Linked DNA regions of Mus musculus: region 1 is linked to region 2. A link is a loop called in an ENCODE intact Hi-C map of the cell type or tissue named here. Cell type or tissue: heart. All regions are shown on one strand. Links, peaks and the distances in the headings refer to the core of each region. The heading gives the core; the rest is flanking DNA.

Region 1 (4,384 bases), core at 104-4,103, 200 kb before region 2:
TGCAGGTACTGCATACATGTGATAACCACTGTTCAAGCAAAACACACACACACACACACACACACACACACACACACAACACACACAGAGGGAGTGAGCCGGGGTGGGAGGGAGGGAGAGAGAGAGAGAGAGAGAGAGAGAGAGAGAGAGAGAGAGAGACAGACCTGTCACTTTCTAACAAGCTTTGTCACTCTTACTTGCATTTCTGGAAAATGTCTCCTGTTTGCTTATGGAATTGTGAAACCTCCCAAAATTTAATGGCGTTTTAGGGGCAGAAAAATCACAAGGCCTGGAAGAGCACTTGGCTAACATTTGGAAGTCCTTCAGCCAGACCCTCCCCTGTTCCTCTCGCTCTCTTGTGTTTTGAGACTCTCTTGGAGCCCGTGCAGGCTCTGACTTGCTGTGTCCTCAGGGCTGGCTTTGAGCTTCTGCTCAGTTCTCAGCTGTTCTGCCTTGCCCCGTTTTATCTCCTTGAGCACCACTGGGCAGAGGCTTGCTCTCTTTCCTAACAGACATCTCCATCTTTGTAACCTGTTAGAAGATTCTTCCAGAGACTGAAATGAGAACTAGGCTGGCCCTGTTGTCTCCAGGCTCAGGGGGAGGTTCTCAGTTCCTCCATGAAAACTGAGGCAGCCTCCAGAGAGCTAACTTAGCTCTGGGCCCTTCTGGAACTGGCTCCCCTCCTGGCTGTGGTTTACACGTGATCGCTGCTGTCTGAAGGCGCCTAGGCTGAGCTCAGAGCAGGTGAGCTGGATATTGGAACAAGAAATATCTTGCATGTGTGCATAGGGCAGGTGCTACATGAGATGAGGAAACATAGTATAGATCAAGAAGTTAGAGGCAAACTTGGATCCTGGTCCTGCCTCCCTCCAGCGTTAGACAGACCATTTTGCCTGTGTCTCCAGAATCCTGTCCTAGTCCAAAGAGGTACAGACAATTGGATCTCACCCCTTAGCTGCTCATTCTATTACATGTTGCTACCTTTTAAGCAGAAATCACAAGTTTAGAAGAAAGGCACAGTGGCATCTTAATAGGCTAGAGGGACAAGACAAGGTCTCAGAAGTCCTCGTACCCTAAATGTCCATAAGAACAGCGGCCCTGTCTTCTCCATGCTAGCACCCTCTGCATTCCACTCAGCGTCCAGCACGGCTCAGCCTGAGGTGCTCACCACTCACCACTATCTCTTTGCTTGTCTTTGAACATTCCATGTGTCCATCCTCCATACAGCTTTATTGGGTGTCGGGCACACATGGAGGAACAGTATGTGTCCCTTGAGGGACAAAAGCAGACAGCTGAACATATAAAGGCATTTTGTTTTTTTCAGTTTTAGTCTTAATGCATTTTATGTGTCTGGATGTTTATCCCACCTGCTAATCGGACAAGTCCTGAGGCTGAGTACCTCGGCCCCTGACTGCTCCAACGTCTTGGGAGTCTGTATTTTTCTTACGAAGTGAGGAGTCATTACCAGAGGTAGTAGGGGCCCGATAGTCTTTGGATTCTTTGTGTGTGTGTGTGTGTCACATTTTTTAAATTTATTTTTTATTAGATATTTTCTTTATACACATTTCAAATGCTATCCCGAAAGTTCCCTATACCCTCCCTCCGCCCTGCTCCCCTACCCACCCACTCCTGCTTCTTGGCCCTGGCATTCCCCTATACTGGGGCATATAAGGTGTCTTTGGATTCTTTATGGAGAATATAGATCAGGTTCCCCTCCTTGCCTAGCCCCCAGAAAGGTACCAGCTAAGTCTAGGGACAGCACTGTCAGGAGCACCCACCTACCTGGAGCATAGCTCAGCACCCGCACACTCGGTTCCTCAGCAGCCAGGACCTGGTAGAGCATGTCTCGGGCAGCCTTCCCCGCACAGTACAGACCCCAGCCTTTGTAGGGCTGCAGGGCACACAGAGATGAGATGTTAACCACAGTCTTGCTCAGGCCAGGGCTATCCTGGAAGGCATTCAAGGTGCCGGAAGTCAAACAGAGCATGGAGGTCAGGTTCAGAGCCCAGTAGTTGTTCACCTCAGCTAGGTCATTCACGTTGAGGAAGCCTTTGGAAACATCCCCAAGAGTGGCTGAAAAAAAAAAAAAACGGGACCAAAGAAATGACACAACTGGGGCACTCTTCTCCCTCAGCCTTCCACAGTTCCTCCTCATAGGCTATCTCTCTGCCCCAGCTCTGCAGACACCCCTAATGCAAGCAAAGAATACTGTAGTAAAGCAGAGTGATTTGTTCAAAAAGTCTTGACTCACACATCCGCCAGGAGGCACTGTCGCCCCGTAGTGACACTGATACACCCTCCCTCCTCTTGGACTTTGGACTTTTAGGGACTTGCCCTTCACCTACCCAAAAGCCTATGAGGTAAGAGCTCGCAGCCGGGGTCTGGACGGGACTCTCACCTGCGTTGTTGATGAGCAGCAGGCGCTGCAGCCCCTCGGGCCTCGGGAGCTCGCGTACTGCGCTCAGCAACCGCTGCACGCCAGCCTCGGTGCCCAGATCGGCGGCTGCCAGCACCACTTTCAGGTCAGGCTGCTGAGCGCCCAGCTCCTCCTTCAGTTGCCGCAGCATCGACTCACTGCGTGCGCTTACGAGCATCACGGAACCGGGAGACAGCAACCGGGCCAGCTGCGGGGCCAGGGCGCGACCAAAGCCCCGGGAGGCCCCGGTCAACACGCACACAGCGCAGCCCAGCCCGCCTGCCTCCATGCCTGGAACTCAGACTCATGCGCAGCTACTGAACCAGGACGGGGCGGAGCCTATTCTTGGCTTGGGACGGCGGAAGTTCGGGCCAGAATCCACTGGTGTTTGGGCGGGGGAAAAAAAAGCCAGGCAGCCGGGCCTCGGCAGGAAATCCTAATCCCCTTCCCAGCGCTTCCGGGTTCCCCTTGAGCGCCACTCCCACAAACTCAGCCCCTTTCTGAGAGGCGCGTTCTCAATTTCCACCCTGTTCCAGGATCAGCTTCCTCCTCCAGGGTTAAGGTTTGTCTTTATCCATACAGGACATACCAGTTAGAGACCAGTGACAGCCTTGGATGAAGTGTGTAGAGCTTGTGGTCCCTTTGCACTCTGATTAACAGAAGCCTTCTCTGGAAAAGCACAGCAGCTTCCCCAGGAGGTGCTAGGCAGACAGAACCAGAAAATGAAGAGCACACACAGGGGAAGAGAAAGGCTGAGAATCACAACAATCTCACGAACAAGACTCATCACCGTCAGTGAAAACGCTTGGTTCCTTGGGACCTGTGTACTTATCCTTCAACCTGCGTCATGCACTCTAGAAACAACTTCATAATCTCAAATGGGAAAGAAAAATATCCCAGCTCTCTGGAGATGTCTGAGGAGGACAGCAGAGAAAGACATAGAGATTGCTTTGATCCATTTTTAGTCTGAGGTGAGCTAGAGTCCATCGGAATTACAGGCAGGCAGGCCAGCGGCTAGCTCCTCTTTGTTTCAGAAAGTTCAAGTGGTAGGACTAGTCACTTAGCCTGGTCAGATTGGGAAACCAGCAATCAGTAGGGGCCATTCTCAAGTTCCAATTTTTTTTTTTTAAATTGAATGAGGCTTTTGTCCTAGGCCAACGAAATAGGGGACCTAGAGCGATGCAAATCCTGTAGGCCTATATGAGAAGAGAGCCGGAATGTCTCTCTATAGGTTTTTAAAAAACACTGTCTTGTGCCAAATCAACACGTCATTAATGCCTTTTCTCTATGCCAAAGTTCCCTTTCAGCAGAACTGTATATTTAAAACTACTTACTTACCACTAATCTATTGGATTTGTTATCTTATTTCCAAAGTAGTTGAAGGATCTTCAACAGACATAGTGAGTTCAAGGCCATCATGCTGAGTTTGAACCCCAGAACCGACATTAAAAACACTAAGTGTGACCAGGCAATGGTGGTGCTCCTAGCACACAGGAGGTAGAGGCAGAGGCAGGAGGATTTCTGTAAGTTTGCATCAGCCTGGTTTACAAAGCCAGTTCTAGGACAGACAGCCAGGGCTACACAATGAAACCCTTTCTGAGCCACGTGGCTGCAATGAAACCTTTAATCCCAGCAGTCTGGATACAGCAGTAGGAGACTCCGAGCTTGAGGCCAGTCTGGTCTACAGAGTGAGTTCCAGGCCAGGCAGGGCTACACAATGAGAAACGCTGTCTCAAAAACAAAAAACAAAATTAAAAAACAAAAAACAAAAGCAAAACTTTTTGAAAGATGGACAGGCATAAAGAACTATACACATTGTCCTCTGGCCTCCACCTCCAACTCATCCACTGACAAAGGAATAAGCACACACAGACATACAGACAAAGCCAGGAAAAGAAGAATTTTTTTAAACCAAAGTAAGCATACAGGGTCCTGTTTACATCTCTCCTTTAAAAAAAATCATTTATT
Region 2 (4,384 bases), core at 138-4,137:
GGTGTAAAGAAGGGGGTGAGTGGGGAGTCAAATGTTAAGGAGTGGGCCCTGAAAAACTTTGGGTCCCTTCAGATGTGAGGTCTAAATCTCACAAATAGAGGAAAGCAGTGCAGGCTGTTAAAGACTGCTGCATGGATGGGAATCACCTGATCAGACCTGCACTGTTGGGACTCTGCCATAGAGGAAAAGGAGGAGCTGGGAGACGGCCAGAGCAGGACTGGAAACCCAGGAACCTGTCGGAGGTTCCCATGTCGGCCAAAAAAATAAACGTGTGGACTGGGTTAGCCTTGGAGAGGGAGGCTAGGAGAGCTGTGGGGGAGAAGGGGAGGACTGGGAGTAGCAGAGATGAATGGAGGCTTAAGACTCTAGTTCTTGGGTGGCAGGCTGAGCTGTTTGCAGAGGGAGGAGCAGGTGTGGAAGAAACAGACGTTCTCAGCACCGGTGACTCAGACCTGCTCAGCACCCTTTCTTATCAGACCACTAGGATGCCAACATTGGAGGCCTCTGCAGAGGCCACTGCATACTCCACAGATGTGAACAGCTGCAGAAACTAATCCTCCCCAAACACACTCCACAAGAGTGAAGAGCCCAGGGCAGGAAGCCAATACAAGGTACTCAGTAAATGTTGGGTAGATGGATGACCCATGAGCCATCCAGATTCCAGATACCAGACACCAGACATTGGGGGAAAAGCCCTTACTCAGTTCGTGTTATTAAAAACCCAATTGCCTGGGGTAAGATCAACAACCACTTTTTATCCGGAAAAGGACCTAGGGAATACTTTGGAAGAGTAATCTGCATCTGCGAGGCTCCCACTGGGGGGTTCAGAGCGGAGTTTGGCGTTCTTGATAGGACAACTGGGGTGGGGGTTCCAAAGACAGCAAGTGTTTCCCAGTCGGGAGTGCAGGCTTACTTAAGGATGCGTAGAATGGGGGTGGGGACAAATGGAGGATCACTCAAGGTTAGGCACAAACACCCCTGACAGCGTCTCAATATTTGGTGGCATTTTACACTAGCTGGGACATTAAGTCTCTCCAGATTCCTCCATGCAGAGACATGTCTATTTTTGAAAGAAAACAAGTCCTATTTTAAAAAACTCTAGGGACGTATTCTCAGAAAGCTTAGTTCGACGAAGTTGGGGGGGGGGCTGAATTCGGAACCATTCTCACTTCTAAACCCAGCCACATCCCACCTTTGTAGCATTTTCTTTCTTCCTTCAAAGTTTTCTCTAGCACATCTGCTGTCCCCACTCCTGGCAAGCCCAGGGTCACTTCAGCTCTGGAAGCAGTCTGAGGGTCTGCGGCGTAATAACTAAGCTCCCATGCTCCTGGCTCACAGACCTGGACCTCCGGTTCCATGGCCGAGTTAGTGATACCCGGGTTTCTTGGGTTGGCGTGTCCCCAAGTAAGGTTAATCATAGTCACGGTGCACCCTGAAGAGCCCAAGCGGGTGTGGATGGGGGCCAGCGCTGCGCAGCGGCCGGGAGCAGCGCAAGTAGGACTGGGGCGCACTTGGGACCCTTGGGAGGAGAGCTCAGCTTCGGAGAATGACACAGCGTTTCCCCGCACCGGGCTCTCTCCGCGTTGTCCCAGCCGCATCCCCGCAGAACGCACTAGCTGTCCGGCTGGTCTCATCACTGAAGCCCCAGGCCCCCGGACAGAGATCAGGTCGCTGTACCGGTGCACGCGGTCCCATCCTAGGGCACACGCAGCACCTTGCTGGAGGTTGAGGAACCGGAGCATGACCATGGGGCGTGCCCAGGGAGTTTTGCCCGGAGACTGTCCCGCAGCTCACAAGAAAGGTCAGTCCCACTCGGGGAGAAGTTGAGGAGCATACCGGCCACACCACCGGCCCATGCATCACAAGACGGGAACTTTGCGCCTAGGGCGCATTTGCCAGAGCGACCCCTTCAGAGCCGCTCGGACCCTGGACCGCGACCCGCGTGGCCAATCATCGAGCGACTAGGACGGGGGCTGTGCCAGGGCGCGGGCATCCGCGGAATGACTGTGCCACCCGCCAATAGGAAACCAGAGAGGGAGACCTCGCCCATCCTGTTGCCCAATAGGAAAGGAGCGGCTACAGCCAAGGTCCCCGCACTAGCTGTAGGCTCTGGTGGCCGCGGGTTGGAGACCCTCGAGCTGAAGTGACTTTGCAAGAGATTTGGCTCCGTGCCCTTCCCTGTGTCTCCCTTCCACCCGCTCGTCGCATCCCGAACCTCACCTGCTGGAAGCGGGGCTTGCCCAGCTGGAAAGGGGGCGCATCTGTGGAGGCGTTCGGGGCACTGGCCGCCGCGGACGCCGCTGAGGCTGTGGTTGCTGTATCCGCCATGGCCACTGACGCCCGCAATCTCCAGCCCTTTTAAAATGTCCCTCCTCGGCCCCCGCCACAGTTGCCTCTCCCGATTGGCCGTGAGCAACCGCAGCGAACCGGGCGCGCAGGGGCTTCTGGGGAGTGTAGTTTTCCCCTGCTCTGAGCCTGACAACCTCAGACTGCAGAGAGTTGCACCCACGCAGACCTGGTCTTAGTTCCTACCGCTAAAGCAGCAGGCGTTTGCAGTCCTGAGAATGTATGCAAATGCATGTGCGGATATACGTGTAGGCCTGAGTCTTAGGACAAGGAACCCCTACAAACGCGGACACGACCCGGGATCAGACAAGCAAGGACTCCAGGCAGAGTGGGGTTAATTCGGATGGCCTTCAGCAAGGAGTCGCACTGCGGGATTTTCCTACCGTTTCTTCTATCAAAATCCTGGCTCCAGCCATTCTGCCACTCTCTGAAACAAGCCATGCTCACGCTGCTGTGACCCTTTAACATTCTGCTCATTTTTATCATGGCCTGAGGCGATTCTTTTTATAGGTTCCGCATACGCGTTCATCCGTTCCATCAGCCTACTTCCACAAAAATCCGCTTCCGGATTTTGTACCACGCAGCACTCTCTTGCCTCCTTGCATGTAACTCAGGCTAGCCTGGAACTATGTAGCACAGGCTGGCCTCAAACTTGTGATCCTTCTTCCTCTGCCTCCCAAGTCCCAGGATTACAGGTGCCAGCCAGCAGACAAACCATGAGCTTAAATATCTTTCCTACTGTATGGTGGGGGAGGGGGATGGATAAATCTTCAGTGCAGATATAGGAAGGTTGACACTAGGTACTCAAATGCTTTGGGTGACTTAAATATCCAGAGCTTAAGCATCCTGAGACCCTACTTCTTTTGATCTAAGGAGGTTTGGTCCAAGCCTAATTACTGAGGACCAGCAACAGGGGTGCACCAGGAGCTGTAGAGAATACCAAGGTAATAAACACCTCACCCCCACCCCCTGCAGAATGGCACCAAATGGCAACTGCAGCCCCAGCTAAGTGGTGTGGTTATAAGCCACACTGGGCATGGAGAATGGGGAGTTGATGGTTTCACCCAGGACATAACTCCTTGACTCTAGGGGAGCCTCTGTCTCATGGTGGGATTCAGAGCTAACTTGGGGTTGCCCTCTTGTCCTTCTGGACACAGCATGAGCCATTGGTGGCCCAAGGGCTCATTCACTCACTGATAGCTGACCCACATGGAATAGAACTCACAAATGACCCAAAGAACAGTTCTTATTTTTGGTTTGTATCCTACCTTTCCTTACTGAACTCAGTGGCTTCAGGACAGAAATCACAAAACTTGCCCTCTTTATCCACTCCCCCCACCCCGCCAGGCCCAACACTCAGTAAATATGCCTGTGATCAGTGCCCGTGAGCACAGGCATCCTAGGCACACGGGCCATGAGGCAGTGTTGCCTGTGATTTCAGAGCGGTAGCTCTGTCACCTGAGAACCACACTGCCCTCTCCCACAGGCGGTCTCCTTTGTCCGCTCATTTCAAAACAAACACACAAGCTGGCTGCGGTACGTGATCTTTTTATTCTTCATAAAGTGCTCAAAACATGAAGAACAAGCTCTTTATAGACAGGAGTTTCAACTAGGAGGACAAAGGGCAGAGCAGAGCTGTGCCTGCTTGCTGCCTGTCTGGCTGCACTCTGCAGTATGTGGTAAGGATCAGACAATGAACAAAACCCTGGCCTCAGTTCAGGACCTCTCTGCAGGACACCCCTGCCCTGGCCATGTAGAGAAGCCAAACAGCAAGGATGGATGAAAGATGAGAGAAGGGCTGGGACTAATTAAAGCCCAGAGGAAGACCTAGAAGAGGGACTCAGTTCCTCAAAAGACACCTCCAACACCCAAGGACTGACCCTACCCCCAAACTCTGGGAACTGGTGGCTATTTTCTCATCTCTGAGTTGACCTATAGTTGGTAACTGCACAGTGGTGGACCCCATTGTGGTTCATCTGCTCTATGCTGGCAGAAGACTGACGTCATCCACAGAGAATATTCTCCTGAGGTGTTCTGA

Evidence for each region. Hi-C counts contacts between places; a loop is a spot of excess contacts. Peaks named below come from ENCODE experiments on the same cell type or tissue, not always from the same donor. Only the 100,000 strongest peaks of a DNase experiment are listed, where the experiment ranks them.
Region 1: a loop joins it to region 2, with 2.5 times the contacts of the local background. A loop is called at or near these places in 1 of 42 quality-filtered maps.

What each region holds. Positions count from the first base shown.
Region 1 is chr6:85,135,041-85,139,424 of GRCm38, forward strand. It overlaps Spr (sepiapterin reductase), which reads right to left and starts at 2,724. Exons shown (of 3, transcript NM_011467.2): 1 at 2,399-2,724; 2 at 1,783-2,073. The coding sequence starts at 2,705. It overlaps Gm10444 (a long non-coding RNA gene), which reads left to right and starts at 2,894. Exons shown (of 3, transcript XR_001785286.2): 1 at 2,894-3,387. In heart, for the core only: CTCF peaks have their summits at 2,269 and 2,475; DNase peaks (open chromatin) are centred at 1,971, 2,361 and 2,771; H3K4me3 peaks cover 1,391 bases; H3K27ac peaks cover 1,263 bases.
Region 2 is chr6:85,331,088-85,335,471 of GRCm38, forward strand. Sfxn5 (sideroflexin 5) reads right to left here and starts at 2,335. Exons shown (of 14, transcript NM_178639.4): 1 at 2,221-2,335. The coding sequence starts at 2,328. It overlaps Rab11fip5 (RAB11 family interacting protein 5 (class I)), which reads right to left. Exons shown (of 6, transcript NM_001003955.2): 6 at 3,875-4,384. In heart, for the core only: no CTCF peak of the experiment used is centred there; DNase peaks (open chromatin) are centred at 344, 1,494, 2,024, 2,374 and 1 weaker place; H3K4me3 peaks cover 2,430 bases; H3K27ac peaks cover 1,930 bases; H3K27me3 peaks cover 789 bases.